5 separate regions of the Mus musculus genome follow, and all the other regions are linked to region 2. Evidence: chromatin loops called from intact Hi-C (ENCODE). Cell type or tissue: heart. All regions are shown on one strand. Region 1 overlaps Zfpm2 (zinc finger protein, multitype 2). Region 2 overlaps Gm33301 (predicted gene, 33301). Region 3 overlaps Zfpm2 (zinc finger protein, multitype 2). Region 4 overlaps Zfpm2 (zinc finger protein, multitype 2). Region 5 overlaps Zfpm2 (zinc finger protein, multitype 2).

Region 1 (5,000 bases), 860 kb after region 2:
TGTTGTCTATGAAGGTGTATCAGCATCACATTGCTAGATTAAATTTGGCCATGGTAATGATGTTTGTTTTATGTAAATTGGCACAAGCTACAAACTGAGTATTATTTGTTTCTTACCTAGAGAAATCAAGAGAATTGTTTAAATAATGTCAGTTAAACTTTACAATGTTCCTTATCTAGCTAGCCCACTGGGAAAAATGCAAAATTTAGAGAAAATCACATTGTGGTATTTAAAGGTCTGACCTTGTCCCATGAAGTCACTGCTCATCCCTAAGGCAAGCACTATGTTCTGATATATGTCTTTGGTGTTTCACTTTAGCCTTGCGAGGACACCAGAACAAGGGAGCAGCAGTCATATTAGAACAACAGCTGTCGGTCATCTACAACTTAGTCTGACTATGGAAACAAAAATTGCTCAAAGACCAGAAAGTGCATTCTAACTTGCTGTGCTGAGAGACAGCTATATGTTTTATTATTTGGTTTGTATTATGTACTACATGTGATTTCTACAAATATATTAGGAAGCCTTTATATGTGTGTCTATATACTCTCATTCATACATGTTTTTAGGGGGTCAAATAGTAAACATTTTATTAGGCTGTCATTGAAACTAAAGTTTATATATTTTAATGGTTTTGTTTAGTGATAAATAGCCACAGAGTGATAGAGCTAAATCCCAGTCTACATCTAACTTATTCAGTTACAATTTTTTTTGTATTGTCAAAATGTGGTTTTCAGACAATCTGCTCCAGACTCCTCTGCTGAGAGGAGGCCTGTAGATTTCTCAGACCTTGATCCAGACCTCCTGATTCAGAAGTTCTGGGGTTTGGGCCAAGAAGCCTACAATTTCCTATTCAGTCCACCTGAGCTATATGTAGCCTCTAATATAATATGTATTAATAAATTATAAATATAATATTATTGTCTTTTCTCTCAAAGACAGAATGGCTAAATTCTCAAGTAGTTTTTCATAATCTGAAACCATGTCCATTTGGAGGTCAGGGAAAAGGGACGCTAGCAGGCAAAATGACTTCTCTTGGTTTGACTTGTAAGAAGTAACTTGTAGCATGTATTCATCTGTTTATGTGACTTTCATTAACATGCATATATGTGAAGAAATATATACGCCCATTGTGTTATACATGATATGTTAGTGTATGTGACTCATATACTACATGTGATAATACTGGGTCAGGTATGTTAATAACGAAGCAGTGCCCCGCAGAGCCCCTCTAACACACTTTCCATGATTTACAGGAAGTCTTCTAAACCTTGTGTGAGATCATGTGTTCCTATTATCAAGAATTTCCCAGAAGGGATGTATTCTCTAAGATCCCTTGATTTAGTCAAATCTGGACGCCCAAAGAAAACATGTAGCTGCCTTGTGTGCTTTTTCACAAGTCTAAAAGAGTCGGAGTGACTTCCTGAGGTTTGCAGTCTCATCCCCTCTCACCGTGTATCAACTCCCTAAGAGTTTTAAAGAATGCAGCACAACAGGGGAGTCACTTAAGGCAGCAAATTCATCTCCACCAATGCTGAGCCTCCTGTGACAATGGATTAATCATCAAAGTCGATTACTCTGTCACATTCTCCAAGGGTGAAATCACACATCTCACCACTGGTGTGTGGAGCAGGCATTGCCTTCATCTTCCTGGCACAGATACAAACTGTGAGCAACTTTTATGCGCTGCAGACTTGGAAGTGCTGATACATTTAAAAGAGAGCTGCCTTTCCAGCATCACCTGCCCTGTGGCTGCTGAAAAATTATACTCCGTGCATGTCTCTCAATATTCCCCACTGATAGGTCAGCAGCTATTACAAAACTGCCCTGATAAGAATCTGCTGGGAGCGTCAAGGATCGAATTAACCCAAATGGAACCACTGAGTCAGAGGAAAGCAAAGAGATGAAGCCGAATGGCTAACAGCTCTTTCTTTTCAGAGTGTTTATATCACAGCCTCCCTTCGTGACAAAAAAATCAAACTCTTAGTCTTTTGTATAAGATTGTGCTCGTCATCCCTGGGCTCAGTCACTTCCATGTTCTCTGATAAGAGCTGCGTTGTCATTGCGTCTAATACTCGTCTTACATTATCTGCGTTCCCCTCCCCTGTTTCCATTTATTTCAACTCCACTAATAGGTTACTCAGTCCTTTACATTAGAAACCATGACAGTGTTTTCCATAGTCTCCATCATACTCACCTTGGGGTGGATATTTTACCAATTCTTGTCAGATAGCTGTTAAATTACGTGGAATGGTGTTCCTAGACTTCGGTGGTGGTTAGGGTTTTGTTTCATTTGTTTGTTTGTTTTCTTTTCTTCTTTTGAGACATGTTACTAAAACGATCTACAGTCTTGCACAGTAGGAAAGGAGGATGGCTTTGAACTTGAGATTCTCCTGCCTCTACTCCTGAACACGAGGTCTGATGGTTCTTTAGATTGGAGTCAAAGCTTCCTGCGTGATGAGTAACGGCTGATCCCCAGAGAAATATTGATTGAATTATTGAGTATTCATTACAGAAAAAAATGTCCATGATTAATACACGAAATCAGAGTATGAGTGAGTGTATTAGCAACACACCTTGAGCTTTGTTTGTTTGGATTTTATTTTCTTTCATGCTTACACAACATAGTCCTTCGGTCTCAGTGCAGCATAAATGAGTTGTAGTTGATTGCATAGGCTCCGAAATGGTCAGTTCTACCTCATACCGTGGGTAGAAGGGAGCTATATTGGACTGTGAGCTCCTAGACTCCTGATTATATACTTACTGTGGAGCCTGACTTTGGACTATAGACAGTAGCATACTGTATAAACATGAATAAACTATACAACTTAATTTTATTATCTGTAGAATAATATCAGCAGGGTCTGAAAACTTAGTCACCAAATATGTGAGATCATAATTAGTCATAGTAATCCTGGCAAAAACATTGGGCCTCAATAAATATGTTGTTCCCTGATTGTAGGTTGGCGCCACCTGGTGGTCGCTGCTCAGCCTCGCTCATGCCTCTAACGGGGTTGAGGGTGTTGGGGCTAAGGAGGAGACAGCTAGAGTCCAGGAGACAATTTGAGTAATCTTTGGTTAGTTGATACCAGGATTTTCTGCCTGATGGAGAAAGATTAGTCCTGAAGAAGAATCCTCACATTTCATGAGAACATGAGAGCTTTACTGTATATCCATTTTCAAGCTGTAGGAAGATGAAAAATGAAGCCATTCACCCATCTGATGGTAGCTGTGTTTATCTAACCATCTGGCACATTGTTCAAAGACATGATTGTACTCTGAAGGCTTGTACTAAAAAGCACAAGTGAAATTATGACTTTCAAAAGGCTTTCTGTAAGTTCAAAGCATTGATGGAAGAAACATAAACAAACAAGTAACGTACAGTTCTCATTTTTCTAGAGGAAATTGTTCAGTGTTAATCATAAATGTAATATAATTTTGTACCTTTTCACTTTATACATATATATTTCCATTGTATTGGGTCCTTGCCTTGATTCTGTCTTCACAAATGTCTTTTCAAAATGGAAACTGCCTTAGTTCAATCTTTGCAATCCTCCTGTTTATTTCCTCACAGTCATACCTCATTGTACTATAAGTTTGTATCCCCTGTCTCGCACATGATTTTTGTCTTCACTTGACAAGACCCAGTTAGTTGTCAAGAACTGATGTATTAAAGATGATCCGTTGATAAAAGTCAGATTCTAGCCAACACCCAGGATCTACTGCTGTGAAATATACTACTCCCATGTCACTCCCATTGCCTAAACTATATGTGTCCCCAAACCACTCTTGTAAGATTGGTTTTTTAGCACCTGTGATGTTCAAGTATACATTGTCTTCAAATCTGTAACAATCTCCCTGATATCAGTTGCAAAGCTTACATATTTACCCAAACACAATTTAACTGACAACTGAGTTGAAGGCAAAGGTAGTAATGTCTGACTTAGCTTTGCCTTCAGCTTAGTCGTCAGTTAAATTGTGAAGTTAGTAATTGAGATGTTTCAAGGTGATAATGTGGTACGTTCATTCTGTGATAGTTGGAAGCATTGGTGGTTCTACACTAGTTCTTTGATATAAATTTGACCACAGCAGTGCACCCCTTCCATGACAAGTCAAACAAAAGGCATAACCATAAATAACTCAAGCTTTTGTAGAGAGGTCCTAAAATGCTCAGTATCATGAATTCTGGATTAGACACGTTTGGGGTAGTTTTTTCACTCCTTTGTTGATTAGCTTTTTGCTTTAGATATATTAATCAACTTTGTAAACCTCAGTTTACACCTATATAATATTGGGATTATAATAACAGAATCTTACAATTTTTGGAGAATGACTTAACATTGTACATAGAAGCATTAATCACCAGTGTTCAATAAAAAAGTAAAACCTATCGCACATTAGTAATTGTCACTGTGCTCTTTAGCAACACTGTTACTATTGTTTGTCTTTACTTGATTCACTGTAAAAGAAACTGATGCTAGATTCAATCAAAGGCAACAGGCTTGGATAGCATCATGGCTAGCAGGGATCTCTGGGCCAATAGGCCCTGTGATTAATATTTTATGACAGATTCTAATCTTGAATTAATTTCAACAGCCTTGATAGATCAACATGAGAAGAGAGTTATTTCATTAGCTAATTTGCATCTAAGAATAATGTGTGCCAAGTCTACATGATTTCCTTTTGACGTCGCAGGAAGCTGGACAGTTTACAAGGACACATTTAAATTATGGAAAATATGTTGACTTTTTTTAAAATGTGAGGTCCTTTAGCAATCTGATATTAGACTGAACTTTGGTAACCAGCACCCTAGAGATGTGTCCAAGGACAGAAAAGCCGAGGCGTCAGCTCTTTCCTGAACACCTTCCTTTCATCATACTCTCTCGGTGCCCTTCACAATGAATGCCCTTCACATATATATCATAGGACTTAGACCGAAGATTCCCCTAGATGAGTGTTGATGTGGGATAAATCTTTTGCTGTTGAAAAGCTTAGTCACA
Region 2 (5,000 bases):
CTCTCTCTCTCTCTCTCTCTCTGTGTGTGTGTGTGTGTGTGTGTGTGTGTTTGCAGTGTGCAGGTTCTTTAGTTGGATGCTGACCCCCGTATGACTGGCAAGCCTGGGAGATCTATTACGAGTCGACTCCCTCAGTCTCTTTCCCATCTGGTTTCTAATGTTGGCTGTAGGCTCTCTGACAGGCATGATCTTCCCTCTGACAAGCAGGTGGACAGTGGGAGTTAGAGAACAATTTGCTGGAGTCAGTTTTTCCTTCCACCATGTGTGTCCTGAGGCTCAAACTCAGGACTTCAGGCCTGACCCTGAGAAGTAACACTAGAATCAACATGAATCATTTTTACCTTTTTAATCCACTTTATCAGGGTATGGAGTGAACTGGCATCCAAAGTTCCTCTTTCCCTGTAAACTAAGCTCCCTCCTGTGCTGTGTTTTCTCCTCCTCCAAACAACTGTGGCCACTAAAACCCAGATTGTACGTAGGATAGTTCAACAGAGCTTGCTCCCTCATGACACCATGGAGGTGAACCTGTGCTGTGTTCCCTCACCAAGGGCGTTGGAATCCAGCTGGGTTCTGGAGGAGTGGCTGTCAGTGTCACACATGGCAATGAGTGTGCCCTGGTTTGATATCATTCTTACCTACTTAGAGAAGGCAGAGGGAACTGAAGAACACTTTCTAGGCTGATTTGGTGTTGGTAGATCGTGAAGGGAACAAGGTCATCTTGGATCTAGACTACCTTTCTCCAAGGACCTTGAGATCTGGAGTGGTGACATGGAAGCCAGCCCGTGGCTTTGTGCTTAGGCTCACTGTCTTCCCTCTGTCCTGGCAGGACTCGAAGAGACCGCCTTTACAACTCCAGGGAAAGCTGTTGACACAGACTCCTGGTTCTGCTTGACATCTTTCTTCTCAGGTAGGAGGGAGGGCAGAACTCAAGTCAGTCTTGACGTAGTAAGATCTGCAGGGCAGTGGTTGGACCACATGCATCTCTGTGAAGCTCAATAAGCAAACTCAGGAGCAATCCTGGTTGTAGCTGAACATGCAATGGAGAAAAGCAAATAAAGATAGAAGGCAAAACAAAAATACAATGGAAAGCAAAAAAATAGTGGATAGAAGAAATGGGGCAGCAGGCTCACAAATCGAAATGAAGGGAAGAAAACCACTCAGGAACTAAAACAAGGTCTCTGAAAGTTGTGCAGGATTAGGAAAGCTGGTAAGCTGGTATTCTTCTCACAGAGGTATAGGGGTCACCCCACCCCGCACCGTCCTGCCTACATTCTTTAAGACTCCTAAGTCAGCAGGACTGAGTGGCTTAGCTAGGTTATTAGACAGTCGTGTGATCTTGGACTTGTCACAGTCTCCCTTAGGTCTCTCTTGAAGGCCTGGAGATGAAGCTGGAGATCGGCAGGTTCCCTTTAGTGTGAGCATTCCATGATGTACTTGAAAGGGGGACAGGTGTGATTCCTGGCGATTATGTCACCCATTCGTTTTTCCACTTGTCTGCATTATCCCTTTGACTACACGGGTGATAGTTGGAAGGCGGCCCTCCTCAGAGAGTAATGGCGCTCACCCTGTGAAGCCGAGAGAAAACAATTCCTCGTGCTCGTTTCAAGCTTGGGCTGGGAGGTGCCTTCAAGGCTTTCAGTCCAATTATAGAAATGCAGAGTCCCAGGTTCTTAATGTGTAGGTTTTATAGATATTCACTTTCCCAAGTTTCTGAGGGTTCGTAGAAATTTTTTGTGGTAGTTACAACCTCTGTTCTTCCAGGACTAGGGAAAAGCAAGTTACGGAGAGTCGTCATTTATGAACTTCACATGAACTATGCACGTAGGGCACGTAAGAATACATATGCAATTATCACCTTGACTAAGGCATAGAACATTCTGGAATCCCAGGATAATTTTTCTGTGTCTTTTCATCAGCACTTCTGCTCCACCTTACCCCAGAGCATAGCTGTTTGGCTTCTGTTTCCAAGCTTCATTTAGATGGAGTTGTTTGCACTTGGGATCTATCTGGAGAAGCTGGGATAAGATGTGGAAAAACAAGAACCTTCCAGAAAACAAAACAAAACAAAAACAAAAACAAAACAAAACAAAACAAAACAAAACAGGAAAGCCCCGGTTCCCCATAATTATCCTGTGACTTTCACATGTTTGTGGTGGCACGGGTGTGTAACCACACAGAACTCATGTCAAGTTCCCATCCTTTTTGATCAACACCGAGAGTTAAGCAATCAATGGTGGATCGGGGAAACAGCCTGTAGAAAACAGAGGAACTGAGTTTATTGGTGAGTCAAGGTAATTGCTTGGGGGTGGGGGCCGTAAATGACTCCTGGAGATATTTTAGTTTTTGAATTTTTGATGCCTGATTTTGGGCATGTCTCTTACAATGCAGTTGGAAAGGGTAAGACGGCAGAAAGAATCTCGTTTCTGAACAATGAGCTAATCACATGTCTTAGATGTTTAATTCACAAATGCTCCAGAAACACAAATAGCCTGCTATTCAAGATATGGCCACTAGATGGGGATCTTGAGTCAATCATAACTGGCCCACTCCCCCACTCCCTGATTTTTTTTTTTTTTTTTTTTTTTAAACCAGGGTTTGAATACATATGATGCGAGTTTACAATTTTGGCATTTCATGTTGTTGCTGAACTTTTTGGGGACAGTAATTTGGAGTGAAATGCATTTAGTTTTAAATGTATGAGCTTAATTAATTTTTCATCTGGGGTCTCGGTAGGGTGGAAGGGCCCCAATGTGCTGTGGCATGCTATTAATCCTGTGCTAAATTCTGGCAGAAGTTACTACTGCTTATTCACATTTCCCCACAGGGTGTGGTTAGTCGCAGTGGCTGTCACTGTACCTTATAACTGATTAAAAGTGGAAATCCTTACTAGACATTGCTCTCGCAGCAACCAGCAACTACACTTGGTTTTGTTTCCACAGGATAAGCGGGTTCCACGTCTCAACTTATGAAAAACACTAGCAGCAAGGGCTCACGTCTTTTGCTTTCTTTCATGTTAAATGAAATTCCAAAGTGATTTTTAGATGCAGCCACAACGCGACCTTATAGAAAGATCTTGAAATCCGACGTAAAGACCTTTTCTATTGGTGAAGGCAGCCATGCGACCGAGGAATAAAATTACGTTCGGCTGGAAACAGGGACTGAAGCGGTTTGTCCTCCCTAAGACGTTTCTAGCAAACGCAGGAGTTGGACGGCCTTGTCTGTAATGTGCTGACCGTCCACCTAGGGACAATGTGACCATTTGGTTTTTGGCTGCTATCTGAAATGAGTTTGAGTGTCTCAGCTCATTTCATGAGAAACACAAATAAAGGCCACATAATAAAACATGCAATTTGGGATTATTGCCAGTCTCTATTCAGAAGGTGCCCAGACCTCAATTTCTGAAAACGAAATTCTGTTCCACATAGATAGAAGCTCCTGGACTTCCAGACCGGCTCCAGTGGAGTCACGGGAAGGAAGAAGAGGAAATTGTAAACCACGAGGCATCATGCCAGAGGAAATGCCTCCGGTGACCCAGACTGAATGCCCTATGGTCTCAAAGACCCCACATTCAAACTGCACGATGTCTGGGTGTGCTTGACTCCAAGTCTCAGGCAGGGGCTATCCTCTGTCTCTGCTTTTCCATACCATGCTCTCTGCTGTATATCTTCCTTAAGCTGCGTAATAAAGAATGATAAGGGCTTCACTTCTTTCTGCCGTCACCTGACTCTGCCACAGTTCCAAGAACGGGGGCACCGGGGAGGTCTGCAGCAGTGTGGGCCCTGAGAGCTGTCTGTGGTCGTTCCACACTTCACTGCTCACTCTGGTGAGAGAAACAGACCCCAGGGGCTGGCTGCACTAGGGCAGGGAGAGGATCCCGGCGTGGACAGACTGTAGTGAAAGACCGTTTTCATAAGTATGGGACATCATCCAAGAAATGTCTCAGATTTCAGACTTTGATCCCTTTCAGCAAGTGAAGATTATTTTCAGTTGTTTATTTCTTTTTTGCATGTCTTTTTCTTAAGCAACAGTAAAGCATGTTCATTAGAAAAGTTGTAGTAAACAGACATGTCCTGTGTCCGGGGAAGTAACTGTTTGGAAGCCTATCACATAGATATAAACTCAGCCAGTGCCTTTCTGTATAGTGCACGCTTTGATCCGAGCTTGTGGGCATGCAAGTACAGTATTCCAAGAATAGTGGTCATTTTACAGTACAACTTCAAGGCTTTCGAAGACACGGGGCTGTCTTCTTGCTCTGTATTTTACCAAGTATTTATTTATAGCTTCACGGTTAACAGCTGCCTTGTATTCCCTGCTAAACAATCCCTTATTTTAGAAGAGTGCCTTCAACATGTCCACTTTATTGATGATATAAACAACACTGAAGTTACACTCAGAGAGTTTTACTGTATATGTCAATATATCTAATTTGAACAACTGACGGTGCAGATATCACGCTCCGTGTGGAAGGAATACCTTTGACAAGAGTATGGGGAATAGAAGTTGGCGGGTATAGAGGAAAGAAGAAGAAGCCCCCCTCCCCTTCCATGAGAAAATACCCTTCGCACGCACAAGCGTAAATATCCCATGTACGCCATTTTAATGTAATGGAAAGTGGTTACTTTAATCCCTAGAGTCCCTGGTTTAATGGAAAAGTTAGAGGGGACACAAGATGCATGAAACTGTTTTAAAGTCTTTGTTGGGCTTGGAATGATGAGAGTTTATGTAATTAATCATGAGGGGATGTTTTTAGTCACAGAAATGATCATTAGCACCGCACTAGAGTTAAGTAATCTTTATAGCAATATAAAAATGCCATTTTGCCCTTAGATCTTACCGAGATTTCGCTTCTCTTTTATGCTCTTTGGCATTGCAACACCCAGTAATTGAATGCTACTTACTAATGAGGACAGAGAATGGAGCCGGCTAAGCTAATGTGTCCATGGAAATTTTCTGAAGCACAAGTCCCAAATATCACCACCACAAATTGTGTTAGCCCAAAG
Region 3 (5,000 bases), 600 kb after region 2:
TGAAAACTGATTGATTTTACCCATTGTATGAAATGGTTCACACTGTAGTGTTTACAGGAGTCACGGATGATAGCATATCCTAGGAGTTTTGTTTTGTTGTGTATGACAATCTCAGTGCATTTTATTCCCGTGAAATGGATGCCAGAATCACACATGTGCAATCTTCCAATGTTAATTTGAAAAATAAATTCAAGTTTGGTAAACCATGATCAATATTCATCTGTTAGAATTTCTGATATATTCTCGTGCTATAATAAAGTGTCTTTCTTTTTGTCCAACTAAACACATAAGGCTTAGGAGGTATCTGCTCCTTTTCAATGTCATCCTTATTTTAAGTAAGCAATATGTTTGTAACAGCAGGAATGAAAATTACTATGAAGATCATTTTATTATAATTTAGAAAACAAGTTCACAGCTTTAAAATGTAAGGTTTCTGAAAGAGCAAGAAGCTTTTTTGACTTGGAAGATTTATTTAGATTTGTTGTTTCTGAATGTTAAGAGTCATCTGAAGAAGAATAATCTATTTAATCATCCCCTGATATTCTATTTATATATCATTGATTGGCTCTTTCAGCTTTAGTCTTGATATTGGATTAATTAACCATTAAATTTAGCTGAATAATATAAAAGAGAACTTCTTTGTATGCCCATGTTCTTGGTGATGTTTTGGTCTGAATGAAGATTCAGTGTTTCTTAAGAAAGCATTTTTGATGAAATTGTGATTATGCTTAAAGTCTGTTTATCTCAGTGTTATTTGCTTACATTTGTATTTGAGTAGCACCCTCATGTTTGCCTAGCATTTGTCTCTATTAACCCTATTTATTTTTCTATTTCGAAAAAAAAATTACAAGTTTGAATAGCTTTGGTAAAGCCTGGGTAGCCAATTTACTTTAACCATATGAATTAACTTGATTCACAACCCTGCATGTTAACTGTTGATTGCATTTAGGGTTTAAGAGAAAATGTTCACACTGTAGGAAACATTTCTTGGAAATAGCAGTGTCTCCTCTCCTCTATATCTTTTAGCATCCCAAGCGATTTCCAAAGTGTTTCCTGGTTCTGCCCTACTATTTAGTAAATTTAAATCAAATAGGTTTTCAAAGCTCTTAATCTTCTCACATAAAAATTTGCATTTTCTTGTTAGTATGTAAAATTCTCTCAGTGTTTTTGTTATCATTGGCAAAGCAACAGGCAGCATTAGGCATTTGCCCATCCATTACCTGATGGGATAATCTTTATCTCTGGTAGCCCTAAACATAGAGAGTGTAGAAAGAAATAGGGAACGCTGTGATATGATGAATTTAATTATAGTAATAAAATCAGTCACTTTTTTGTTGTTCTTAAAAGGTCAAATAAAAATAGCTAGATGCGCAGTAACAATAAATGCTGCTGATGAATGCAGATTGCTGCCTCAGCACTTTTCTGAGATTAGACAGATCAGTATTGAAACTATGCACCAATTATAGTAATTATAATAATGGTAATAACAACCTTCATTTTCTGTTTGTCCTCGAAAGTCAGGAAGTTTGTTGCCTATATACCATTTTTAAATCAGCTCACTGTCATGCAGGGTAGATGTCATTTTCAGTTTAACTTCTGTAGGTTTGTTGCCTTCGTCAAAGTACAAAACTACTAAAGGCTAAGATCACATAAAAATGAGGAGGGCAAGGAAAATGTATTGTTAAATAATTCTTTTAGAAGGAGCTGGAAACATGAAGAATTCCAAACCTTACTATCACATGATATTTTAAAATGGGCTTTCTAAGAAGCAAACAAACCAACAACACCCTTACATATCCACCAGTAAAAAACTATGCTTTTTATAACCCCCCCCAAAAAAAAGCCCACCAAGGATTAAGTAAATGAATGAGAAACATACTTAAAATTTTCTATCATTTAGTGTCTCTTTGAAATCATAGTGAATGAAAAACAATATTTCAGTACCTAGATAGGGTGTATCAATCATGTGTGTACTATATTGAAAGTCTTTGTGACCAATCATTATGTCACCTTGTATGGCAACATGGAATACGCCACCGTTTCTCACTGTCTGCTCCTTGTCCTCTTGTTGAAGACAACCCAAAGAACCAGAGGCATACCAGAGTGTGTGCACTTGGGCTGAAGCCAGTGATAAATGAGCAGGGTGTTTTCAAGTCCATCACGACTATTTGGATAGGAATTTCAGCCGCATGGAAATGTTTGCAGATTGAACTCTTTTGAAACACTTTGACCTTAACACAAAATAAACCTAAGTAAAAAGCAGGGAAAGGAAGGAAGGAAGAGAGGAAGGGGGCATTGTTTGCAGGCAGAGCTCCAGGCACTGTGAAAACTTTTCACTCTTCTAAAGGAAATGCAGTACAGCAGATGGCGAGAGAGGAAGCGAGATAAACACAGGAACTGGAAAAGCAAGCAATCCATTCTAACAGGTTCTATATCGAAGATCTGGAGGGGCAGAAAGATTAGACAAGGAACTCTTCAGAAACCTGACAGTGGCTGTATCTTACCAAGTCTTATGCACATAGCCGACATGGAAAGCAGAAATGCAGACACTAGCCTGCCTGTGGTTATATATTTCTGACAGTGAGAAGGGAAGATCTTTTTAAGGATTAAAGGCATCGATTTATCAAGGGAGAAATCACCAGCTGCGACACACAAGAGCATCCTCCATTCCTCCAAGGGTTTGACAATAACATTTGATGCCATTTCAATTGTTGCACTGGAATTAGCATATGGCCCTTTACTTGGGGTCTTCGACTAACTTTTAGGGTTTTTATCTATGTAAATTACACTCCATACTAGCTAACCAACACTGAAAATCTATATGATTTGATGTGATATGTGAGCATTGTTGTATGTAGAGAGACTTAATGCATAGTTTAGAGTCAGAAGAAGGGCTACATGAAGAATATGTTCATCTCTTAGAATGCTCAACTAAAATGAAGGAGTGCACACAATGTGTGGACACAGTGAGAAGCCTGGGTTAATGACGGGGTGTTCCTCAGCCTCCATGTGCCTGCTTTAGACTTTATTGTGCTTTCCTGTCCTATCCTGGAAGCCGACAACTGTGGATAAACCAGTATATAGTCACTATTTTGTCTTTTTATTCATTCTTCTCCTGTGAAATACGTCCCAATGGCAGCTTCTCCTCCACCTACCTCTCCCAGTTCCAGCCTGCACATCCCATGTCCTCCACGTCAACTCCTCTTCTGTCTCTCCTTAGGAAAGAACAGGCCTCCGGGGATAGTAACTGAATGTGGCCTAACAAGATGCAGTCAAACTAGACACAAATCCTCATTAAGGCTGGATGAGGCAACACAGTAGAAGGGAAAGGGTCCCAAGAGTAGGTAAAAGAAGCTAAGTCGTCCCTACTTACACTGTTACGAGTCCCACAGAAACCTCCGTGCTAAAAATCAGATCATATATGCAGAGGATGTATGTGGACTCTTGGGATTGCCACGTCAGTCTCAGTGGGCTGCTATGAGCTCTGCTTAATTGATTCTGTGGGCAGTGTTCTTCTCATGTCCTCAAGCCCTCTATCTCCAACATTTCTTCCTCCCCCTCAAGCTCTGCCTAATATTTGGCTGTGAGTCTCTATCCACACCAGCTGCTAGAGGGACTCTCTCTGGTGGTGATTGAGCACGACATATACTCTGATTATTTAATCACAACAGAGTATCATAAGGAATCATTTCATTGATTCTTGACCTTGTTTTTTTATTTTTATTTTTCTTTTCAGCCAGTACTCTTTTGTTCTAGCATAGGTTTCTGTACCATCCATCTTCAGGTTGATTTAGGGCCATCCAGACAACGTGGGCTATGGGCTCTCTCTCTTCTGTTGTGGGCCTCCATATGATTAGTCATTGGTTGGCTACTCCCACAAGCTCTGAGACACTATTGGCCCAACACATCTTGCAGGCAGAACAGGTTATAGATTGATGGGTTTCTGGCTGAGATGGTGTCCCAGTCCCATCACTGGATGCTTTGCTTGGCTACAGAAGATGGCTAGTTCAGGCTCTGGATCTTCTGTTACTACAAGTCCTCAATAGGGTCATGCTCATTGTTTTCAGGAAGTTTCTGCTGCACTAGGTTCTACAGCGGCCCCTAAAAGCCCTCTAATTCAAGTGGTTTCTCCTTAGTAAGAAACAATAATTCTACAGCAGTGTATATAAAAAGACAAGAAATAGTTTACATTCTTAGGAAAATCCATTTTAGAAAGAATGATGTTTTCTGAATAGTAAAAATAGTTGTGTTGAGGCATTTGAGGTGACCCCCAAAATATCAGACCATTAATGAAAATAAATTTTGAAAATTATGTAGTATATATGCTATGTTCATATTTCACAAGACCAAACAGATGATACATGTATTAATTCCCCTTTGCAGTTAAATTTACAATTGCTTAATTAGTTTTATATCAAATAATAGACCCAGAACAGTCCAAAACAGTGCTAAACAAATCTGAAATTCAAATAATTTAAATAAATGTGGGTGATTGCTTCAGAATTCCTGGGCTGGTTTGACAACATTACCCAAATTTCTCAGCACTCTGGGCAGAACTGCAAATTTAATCGGAAAGGGGGTTCTGGTCCTCACTTAGCATTCAGAGGTCTGTTTCCACTGAGAGTTAGAAAGCTATAGCTTCGGTTGCCCCAAGCTGCTATCTTCCAATAATTGTCAATTTATGTTCTTAGTGAGTGGCACCCACATTCTTAGGTCACACAGGTCCAAATCAACCTATTTACAACCACAGTCAGTGGAAGTAAACTCACAGCAGTCAACAGTGGTGAAGAGTGCTATTTGGCTTTAGGTTTCAATACAAATCTTCAAATTTATATTTGAAGTCAATACATAAGTCCCACATCTATCAAATTTGACTAAACTCTCAGAGTCCAAAGAATCTAGAGAGAGTCCGGAAATGCCCAGTTTTTAAAGTACTGTGGGGAGGAGAGAGTTCCCACATGTTTCTGAATGTCTGGAAGATGTTGTGGGTACTGTCTGTG
Region 4 (5,000 bases), 910 kb after region 2:
AAACAAAACAAAACAAAACAAACAAACAAACAAACAGAAATAGTCCCCATTTCAGCTCCTTCTTCATTTCCAACTTAGTTCTATAAAGAAAGACAATAAGCCATCCCTTCCTTACCTGACTTAAATTTTATTGAAAGAAACTATAACCTCTTTATAAAAACAAACAAACAAAAAAACCCAAATCCACCTTCATTTTCTTTTTTTTTTTTTTTCAGATTATAGGCAGAATAGACAGAAATCTGTTTTTGGTTGGTTGGTTGGTTTTGGTTTTGGTTTTGGTTTTGGTTTTGGTTTTGGTTTTGGTTTTGGTTTGTTTAAGCTGTTCTTGATTTGCTAAGCTCAAGATAATGAATCATGAGATTAATGTGAGAACCCGGTCTTGGTAACCAGACAGACCACTAATAGACTTCTCTGAACGTCTCCTAGGAGCATTTCTCTCAGAGGAGCCTCATGATGGTGGCTTTGTCTGCTGACACTTAGAGATCTGAACTGGCCCATGAGTATGGCGCACTAGGGCCCCACTCAGTGCTAGCCTTCTAGCTTCTTAACAATATAGAGTTCAATCTCAAGTAAATTGGGGGGAGAGAGTACACACTAAAGCAAAATGAATTTTGTGCAAAATGTATTTCCATTCATTATTCCTAAATTTGATTCAACTGACAGCTTATGATCAAGAATCTTTCTCCAGTACTGTAAAAAGAAATAAAAACATACACTGTGTTTAAACAATTTTACTCAAACTGTGCCATAATTATGCTCTAAAAGACACTATCTTGTTAATGAGGTAGTCAGGCTTTCTGGATGAGTGGTTGTCAAATACCGAATAATCAAAGAAAAACAAATACGCACAAACACACATACACACACATATACCTATACATACATATGCATACATATGTATGTATATATGTATACCCTTTAAGTGAACGTGTTGGAGGTTAACTAGAGGCTTGGTTAGCTCAGTAAGGGCACATGACCCTTCTCAGGCTGCCCCAGAGCAATGCCCACCTCCTGGCCTGTCCTCTAAGCACCACTGTTCTCCTGCTTGCTCTACTCATTCCTAGATGCCTTATGATGCAAACACTAGAATGTGACAAAAAAAAGAGGAGGATGCCAGCCAGGCTGCTGTCCTGCTGTCCTGTCTGTTTGTGATGGTCTTCCAGATAAGACGCAGCCCTCTCACGAATGGAGTCTTTCTCTGCAGTTGCTCTCCTGTCCTGATCCCTTGCCTGCCTTGCTATACTCCGCTTGAGAATTTCATCTGTAGAAAATCCACTCTGTCTTGGTTTTGTGCTCCCTCCCACCCTCCATTGAGACTCATATAGGAAATCAAGAACCCATTCTGCCCAATTCTATCATCACATGGCCCAAATAAGAAATAACCATAAAATACCAAAAAGAGGTCTCCTTGTAAGCACCAAGAGAATAATACCACATTTTTCTATAACGAAGTGACACCAGCCTACAGACATATACCTATTTTTGGATTAAGACCATGGGTTGCACTGCTAATCTTAGTGGAAACAATAGCTGCTGTCAGATTGACCCTTTTGTGCCAATTAGTGAATAGTAAAATTTGTCATTGCAAACTGCACAATAAAATGGAACAGAAGGCCATGCAAGTCTTAGAAAATTATTTTGCTCTAGTTTCATAGTCATACATGGAAAAAGTTGAGATTTGCAGTGGATTGTCCAGTCATCTGCAACTTCCTTGGCAGAAAGCCACCCTGCCTTCCACGCTGCCCATCCTAACTGGACTGAGACGGGCTGACCTTGAATGTCAGACTGTCAAAGCACAAGCCATAGCTAGGACTCCCTTTCTATTTGTGGATTTCAATTACTTGAAAAACTGTTTCCTACCTTGTGATGCTATGATGCTCTTGACTAATTGTTTTTAGCTTCCATTCTTGGGCGAATGCCCATGTGGCTTGTGAGAGAGCCTCATCTTCTTATATAGCAAGAAGATATGTAGAAACTCACTCCATTGTGCACATCCTGAAATCACTCGCTTGAGGAGCCCTTCCTGGTGATGGTGGGACTCAAGTTCGTGCTGATTACCCATAATCCCATGAAGGTTTTCCAGACTGCTTAAATGACTTTGCCTGAAATTCAGCAATGAAGACCTTGCGGGAAAAGACCATGCTAAGCCACCTGACCACCAGAACGCTAGTTGAGGATTTTTACTTATGACAAACAGGTATTCAGAATGTAGAGACTTGAGAGTACCTTTGATACACCTAACATAAAATTAAGTGGGAAAGATAACTCCCCTTGTCACAGAATGATAGGAAGACAAGGAAGCAGATGTGTTCAGAGGAATGTAGGTGTATGTTCAAGCAAAATCTTTCTCATGCATTTGACTATAGGCCTGGAAAGTGTCACATTAATTTTACAGACATAACAATCTTTAATGCTTATGCTTGTCACAATTGTTTCTCCTTTGGCACAAACAGTTAACTTTCCTTGCGATTCAGCAGCAGCAGCACACTCATTTCAGTAAGCATCAAATGTCTGCTCAAAGCACGTTCTTAAAGGTAGAGCTCTAAAATGTCTATGATATAGAATGGAACTCTTTAAACAGGAGACTTTTGTATCCTTTATAGAATAAAGAAAGACGCTAAAAAGCAGAGGAATGGGAGTTGCTACATATTAACAAGCAAACGTATTAGACCTGTTCATTTGGATAGCGTTTGTTATACTTCAGCAACCCAGGCTTCCGTTCTTTCCCTGTTAGGGGTGTGGGGATGTTACATCTTTATGTTTTGTTATCTTGACAAGGGTGCGTGAGTTGAATGCAGGGGCATTCAGATGAGCATTGGAGAATAGTCTGTAAATTACTACAAAGTTGTTTAGTCAATTAACATAAATCTTTAGGGATTATAAAGCTCAGTGTAGCAACTTCAACATTTCAGGTAGAATTAAATAAATAAAACCTGCATTTTCTTTTCCTCGGTCTTTCCTTCACAGTGTGCACTGAGCGCCACCTGCTGGCTGTTTCTTTTTTCAACACTATATTCTTCCCTAACAAGTCAGTCATTCAAAATTAAGATTAGAAAAGATATGTAAATTATTAAAGATCACATATATAGTTATATCTATAAATAATATTCTAATACACACATCGATAATCTTATGTCAATGCACAGAGAGAGTATCATGAATAAAGTCAAAAGTTGCATTATTTATAAATGAGCTATAAATATCCATATTTTACCTGGAAGTATTTATTATTACAAACTGTTATATCATAATGCTACAATTTGCCTTATGGTAGAAATACTGTGGCTTTTCAAAAAAGATTTTATTTGTAATAAACTATCGTGAAAGTTTTAGATACTAATGCAAAAATTAGGGCTGTGAATAGAGATTGCCCAGTGGTTAGAGCACTGGCTGCACTTACAAAGAACCCAGCTTCAATTCCCAGAACTTACACAGCAGTTCACATTCATCCACAGCTCAGGTACTGGGGGATCTGATGGTTTTCTTGCCTCCTTGGGCACCGGCATACACATGGTACACAGATATACATGTATGCAAAACAGTCACACACTTGAAATAAAAATAAATTATGCTTTAAAGGTTAAGTTAGAATTATTAAAATTCTCTGAATTTACCTACACCATGACGTAAGCAAAAATTAATGAAATAGAACCCAAATAAATGAAGCATCACACCACTGTTCTATACGTTTATGAGCAACTTAAGAATGTCAGATTTGGGCTGGAGAGATGGCTCAGTGGTTAAGAGCACTGACTGCTTGCTCTTCCAGAGGTCCTGAGTTCAATTCCTAGCAACCACATGGTGGCTCACAACCATCTGAAATAGGGTCTGATGCCCTCTTCTGGTGTCTGAAGAGAACAATGGTGAATACATAAAATAAATAAACCTTTTAAATAAAAAAAGAAAGAAAGAAAAGAAAAGAAAAAGAGACACCAGATTTTAATCTTATGTATTAGATTATATAATCTTAAATAACATATAATTACTAAAACTATACTAGTTATGAGCTTCCTTAAACATAATAAAAGACACACTAAGTCACAGCGCACCGAAGCACAACCACGACCCACAGCTGCTACTCATCTTTTAAAAAAAAATTTTAAAGCTCCACAATTTAAAGAATTTTCAATTCTGGAAAAGTGGATAAAAAGAAAAGATGTTTTGGTAGAAATTGTACATCGCACTATTAGCATCATGGATGATTTTTGTGTTACTTGAAATTGATAACAAGGCTTTGTTCAAATATTTCATGTTTCCAATGCTAAAGCAACAGAATCTCACGCAGTTCTGCCTACACTTCCGGTCCTCCCCAGCCCGGGAAGAAAGTTAGAATCCCTGTTTCCCATTAACTTTGTTTGCCAAACCAGATAGAGTAAAAAACAGGTGCATGCACGCCATTGTCATTTTTCCACAGCGGGAAATTATTAGTTCCGTTATATTTAACAGTTGATTGTAAAGAAAAATAATTACTCAAAGGAAAGCTCATATAAAGTGAAATAAAAGCATAAACATTAATTTAAAATTATATGTTGCAATAAGAAAACCCAACACACATTGTCATCTTTAGAACTTGAACCCTAATTACAAATGATAGCCATTGTTTACTGTAGGACACATTCGACCCATGATCTCCTTCAGAATTACTGAGCTTTTATGGACAGATAAAATGCTCCCTGAGAAGAGAGAAACACTGAAACAGGAAACATGCTCTGGGCAACAAAAGAGCATGAAAATAATGCATAGTACTTATAATTTTTAATTTTCCAAGCATCACAGATTGCTTAATACTGTATGGTTGTTGGGATTTTTTTTTTTTTGATAAGTATCATGTTTTGTTAGGAGAACATTTGGGTAAATATATTTAAAAGCTAATAAACTTTACCAAGGTATGGAATATGTTGACTAAAGATGGCTTGCAGAAAGATGCAATCCCCTCTCCTGGCTGCTTTTGCCCACAGATCTCTTAAGATCATCACTTAGGGGAGTTCTGAGTGCTTCAT
Region 5 (5,000 bases), 590 kb after region 2:
GATGGCTGCATGTAGGAAAGGAATCCACAAAATCCACTTAGTTTTTGTAAATTTCTATTTACCTTAGCATGGACCAGTGCTGATATACAATACCATTATCTGTTAATATGGAAAATTATTTAAGAAATAAGAAGCTCTTTTGTCATTGGAATAAACTATTTTGTTTTGATAGTAATCTGCTTTTATATTCAAATATTTTAATATCAGTTGGCACGTTCCCTGAGTTAATTTTCTTGTTAGTTGGCTAACTAGTTATAACATATTTGATGTTTACCAAAGTTCTTTTTCTTTTAACGAGTTCTTCTTCTTTCAACTCCAAGAGTGTGCATAGCTCTAATACTGGATATAAGCACTGAGTGATGCAGACAGCACCTGAGCCCAAGTCTGGCTCAGTCCTGAAAACTTAGTACTGTGGGTGCTTACTTTAACTTTTAACACTACTCCCTCTTAGGCTATTGATAGCTTCTTAGCGTGATCTTTTCTTCTATGCATACTCATTGGACACACACAAGCACACACAAACACACATGCATACACATACCTACACATGCACACACTCACATAACACATATACTTACATATACACACACATACACACAGAGAAACACAAACACACTATAATCCAAGAAGTACTCTAGATAAGTCTCAGTTTATTTCTAACCTTGACTTTGATCATTAATATGACATTACCTGGCATCACTGCTTTTCCTCAGATTTTTTCTAAAATGAATATTTTGTTTCCTATAATACTTTTATTTTTTATTTTTACTAGTTTGTTTGACCTTCCCAGTGAGGAAGGACTTCTTTTCCTCCTACGCTGTCACATGATGTCACGTATGTTGGAATGATTTTTCTAGGTTTACAAAATCTGCTTCTGCCAATGAAGCATGAAAGCATCCCAGAGAGCCAACTGACTGAATGTCTGTGTGTCTGTCCACAACTGTCAATACTGTGTGTGTGTGTGTGTGTGTGTGTGTGTGTGTGTGTGATACTTGTGGAAGAATGTCATTTTCAGTCAGACAGTTCAGAGAAGTGACATGAGCTTATGAGTGTGTGCTGATTGGACTCACAGTCTAAAATCAAGAATGCTGATATAATATCTTTAAATGGACAGTTGAACATAGCCTGATGGTCTCACGTATTTATAGAATAATTTGGAAGTTTCAGCATTGCCTTCTCCCATTGATGGCATCTTAGAAACGAAGCAACACCACTTATTTTGCCCCTCAGTTCAGCAGAGCTCTAGCCTCACTGGGATTTCCCAGAAAGCCAACAGTGGCCTTGTGACATGGTGCTTGTCTCCCAATCAGACAAATTTGACTGAAAATTAGAAGAACAAAAGGTCGTTTTCCTAGACTCAGATTTCAGGCCAGTTTAATATTTCTTGTAGATGTTCTGATTTCTGTGTCTGTCTCTTAAGGACATGTAGTTTAAGCAATGTATGTAACCACCTGCTGAGATATTGAGGAATATTTGTTTTTAAATTACATGTTACACCATCTTACTCTTTTTGTTTCCACAAGATTTGCATGTCTATGTTTATTATAAGGTATCTTCCTTATGCTACGGTATCATAATAGAGAGCCAAGCTGGGGAGGAAAGGCACTGGCCCCCTCTTCTCTTTGGGCACTTATGGTTAAAGAGTTAAGACAGAAATTTAGATTATTAGTTATGTATCTAATATAATCAAAAATAAAAGCAATTAGTAATTACATTAATTATATGTATCATGTATTGTTTGCATTTTAAATTTGGGGATGATCACTATTGAAGGTTTATGTATAATAGAAGAGTTTAATAAATCCACAACATTTTAAGTGATTTGTTAGAAACAGGTAGGCTTAGATCAATTGGCTTTTTAAGGACAGTATTTATGGCCTTGAGAAAGAGATACTCATCTACGCTAACAGGAATCAGGATTCAGAGAATGTAATGACAGGCATTGGGAAGTGAGAAAAAATTGAATTACAATTATTATGACTGTTATTTAATGGATATGATTATTTGAAAAGTACTTGGAAATTTCTAAGATATTTTAAATGTATAACCAACAATAGCACAGAATTTGCCATTAAATAGTATATAGTATACGTATCATAAAACAATCTCATAATGTTCATTTTGAAACTAAAAATTTTCCATGGGAATAAAAACTTGGTTTCACTTGATATTTCCTTTATAAATGCCAATGTTACTATCTCACTTTTCTGTGTCCTGGGTAATAGAAAAGAATAATGTTATCTTACTCTCATAGATGATGAGTGCTGGGAATTCCCTCTGAAGTCAGGAGAAACTGTAGTGAAAGGAAGGCAATGCTAATGGATACTGTACCCTCTTGATATACAAGGGCCGCATCTCTCTCTGTTTCTCTGACTCTGTCTCAGTCTCTGCCTCTCTCTGTTTCTCTGTCTCTCTCTCTCTCTGTCTCTCTCTGTCTCTCTATCTCTCCCTCTCTCATCCTTCCCCTTTCTCTCACTTCAATTTGTGTTGTGTAAATACAATTGGAAGAGAAATTATTCCCACTAGAAAAGTAGAACTTAATCTCTATGTAGAAGACTACACTGCCTCAGTGGTACAAGCTTATGATTCCTGTGTATTTGAAGAAGGAAGAGGTAAGCCGTTACAGTAGTAGAAGTTAAGGCTTAAGCAAATCAGTATTGTAACTGGAAAGGGAGGTATGAAATGTTCTCCTTAACAATAATATTTCACTAAAACATGGGATTTTTTGTACACAATTTTGATCATTTGTAAACAACTCTAAACTTGTCAGTCTATATCAGAAGTGAATAAGATTGTTTGAAGTTTTGTTGTCTGAAGATATTTTCATAATTCTATTCTAGCAATGATCTAGTCATTTTAATGGTTTCCATAGATAAATTTTTAGATATAAGCTGTATTTCCTTAATAAAAAATATTAGGTAATGATCTCATACCACAAATATATGAGTAGAGTATCTCAATTTTTAAGCATGATATATTTACACATGCTTAGGGAAGAATAAGAAGTGTACTTATAAAGATAGTGTATCTTCATTCAAATTTTAGCAATTGATTTTTCATAAAAGTCATTCTATGCTATTCTAAGTAACTATGTAATTTTTTTGAAGAGTAAGAGAAAAAGCTTTGTTCTTTAAGTATCTATGAAAATGCTGCTAATTGTAAACCAAAGGTTCTACTTTTGTGATAGCCCATACCATGTAGGAAATTTTCTATGGTTAGAATGACATTTTACTTTTTATTTTGTATTTTTGTCAATTTCACTTGTTTCATCAAGTTTCTTGCTAAAGGGCAAGATTTTGTGCACATCTGGAAGATGTCAGTAGTATTAAAGCTGCAGGTTTTTTCTGATTCAATATTGCATAGCTCAGTTTAAAAATGGGAAAATCACATAGAAGTCTCATCTTTATTTTATGTTCCTTTAATATGTTAAATTCCAAATTACCTGAATATATCTCAGAGATATTCTTGTTTGAGTTTCAGGCCTATAATTCTATGTAAGATTCCTAAGCCAGCACTTGGTTTGGATAATCTCTGTGTTCTTCATCTTCACAAGAAAGACTTGTTTACAATAAAATGCTCCTCCAAACTGGTTTGGACCTCTGATATTTTAAAATATTAGACAAAGTGTAAAATGATAGCTCATGTCATAACATCTTCTTTTGTCCTAAGCTGCTTGGCTTTTTGCCTTCCCAGCATCTGTATCAGGAAGGAAACAAGCAAGAATTATTTCCTGGAATTTACAGATGACTAAGACATCCATACTGGGCCCATAAGTGCTACATATTTCCTGTGGTGCTGAATTATTTGTTTGAGTTATTTCACTTACTTATCTCTGTTTTATGTAGAAAACAAGAGCATATTTTCACACATGGGCAAAACTAAGCCTACTGTTAATAATTAGTAAAAGTGGGATTCCTTACCGGTATATGTAAGTTTGTTAATGACTGAAGTGGAGTAAATATGTTTTAGGATACATAGTAGGAGCATGTCACAGGATGTGTGAACAGGATGTGTCAGATGGCTGTCACTGTAATGTAGTAAGTTGCTGAGCTATGGAAAAGATATCTGCAAAAACTATGTGTCAACGAGCAGCTCAGTTGTCGATATCAATGATCTGGGAAAGTTACTATTGGGTTGTTAGAAATTGTTTTGTGATTTTATGGTCTCTAAACAAGCTAAGAGGCAATATAAAACTACCAGCCTTGACATTAGGAGACAGAAAACCCAACTTCTTTTCCTACTATTTAGCTATAAAGAATGGTAGAGAAATTGTTAAGTAGTGTTGACACCTGAGAGATATTGGGAAAGATTGGAACCAACGAAAGGTTGCAAAGCAGAAATCCCTGGAATAATACAGAAAAAAAGAAAAATTTAATGAAACAAAAAACTCATACTTTGTATGGTGAACATTGTTGAGGACAAGAGAAAAACAGGACAGGGCAGGGTGATGGAGTGGCATTACATCTTTGTTTGGGGACACACTTGACTTTATAAAGAGCAATGGGTAAGGAAACTGAGCTTCTAGAACCTAGTCCCCTGTGTCCACCTGAGAGGCTAGTGTTAAACAAAGACAACAGAGGCTAGCAGGGAGCCTGAGACAGGGACTTATTGCTTCAGGATCCAACCACTGTGGGTGGGATAGGTAAAGGCACTGTGAAAGGAGATTGGATGCATGGGGATGTTAGAGAAGAAGAGCAGACAGGAGACATCTTGCATTTGCCTAGTGAAGAATGGTCTGCAGAAAACGAAGGTGGAGGCAGGGAAACTGAGACCTGTACCTTGGAGAACCTGTCAAATAATACAAATAACCCAATCAGAATCTTCCTTTTAGCCAAGAGCTTGATGAGACTCCATCTGTAGATCATTAATATAAATTCCACAGTAGCACTTGGTGGGTGTTTGGGGACAACCTGTGTCACCTCGTTCCTTTCCCCCTTAGCAGAGTTGGGTCAGTCTTTTTGACAGATTCCCACATCCTTGAAAAAGAAAAATTACGTGTA

The links. Peaks named below come from ENCODE experiments on the same cell type or tissue, not always from the same donor. Only the 100,000 strongest peaks of a DNase experiment are listed, where the experiment ranks them.
Region 1: a loop joins it to region 2, with 8 times the contacts of the local background. A loop is called at or near these places in 26 of 42 quality-filtered maps.
Region 3: it touches region 2 in a loop (3-fold over the local background); 2 of 42 quality-filtered maps call a loop at or near these places.
Region 4: a loop joins it to region 2, with 9 times the contacts of the local background. A loop is called at or near these places in 25 of 42 quality-filtered maps.
Region 5: a loop joins it to region 2, with 2.8 times the contacts of the local background. A loop is called at or near these places in 2 of 42 quality-filtered maps.

The regions. Positions count from the first base shown.
Region 1 is chr15:41,026,936-41,031,935 of GRCm38, forward strand. The region is part of intron 5 of Zfpm2 (zinc finger protein, multitype 2); the gene reads left to right. Among named protein-coding and RNA genes, the nearest start is that of Gm46502, 140 kb to the right of the region's middle. In heart, no CTCF peak of the experiment used is centred here; a DNase peak (open chromatin) is centred at 2,986.
Region 2 is chr15:40,164,374-40,169,373 of GRCm38, forward strand. Gm33301 (predicted gene, 33301) reads left to right here. Exons shown (of 3, transcript NR_155350.1): 2 at 827-907; 3 at 2,940-3,703. Among named protein-coding and RNA genes, the nearest start is that of Gm33301, 4.3 kb to the left of the region's middle. In heart, a CTCF peak has its summit at 2,507 (motif pointing right); no DNase peak of the experiment used is centred here; H3K27ac peaks cover 498 bases.
Region 3 is chr15:40,759,462-40,764,461 of GRCm38, forward strand. The region is part of intron 2 of Zfpm2 (zinc finger protein, multitype 2); the gene reads left to right. Among named protein-coding and RNA genes, the nearest start is that of Gm33353, 20 kb to the left of the region's middle. In heart, no CTCF peak of the experiment used is centred here; no DNase peak of the experiment used is centred here.
Region 4 is chr15:41,076,848-41,081,847 of GRCm38, forward strand. The region is part of intron 5 of Zfpm2 (zinc finger protein, multitype 2); the gene reads left to right. Among named protein-coding and RNA genes, the nearest start is that of Gm46502, 95 kb to the right of the region's middle. In heart, a CTCF peak has its summit at 2,981 (motif pointing left); no DNase peak of the experiment used is centred here; H3K27ac peaks cover 398 bases.
Region 5 is chr15:40,753,064-40,758,063 of GRCm38, forward strand. All of the region lies in intron 2 of Zfpm2 (zinc finger protein, multitype 2), which reads left to right. Among named protein-coding and RNA genes, the nearest start is that of Gm33353, 14 kb to the left of the region's middle. In heart, no CTCF peak of the experiment used is centred here; no DNase peak of the experiment used is centred here.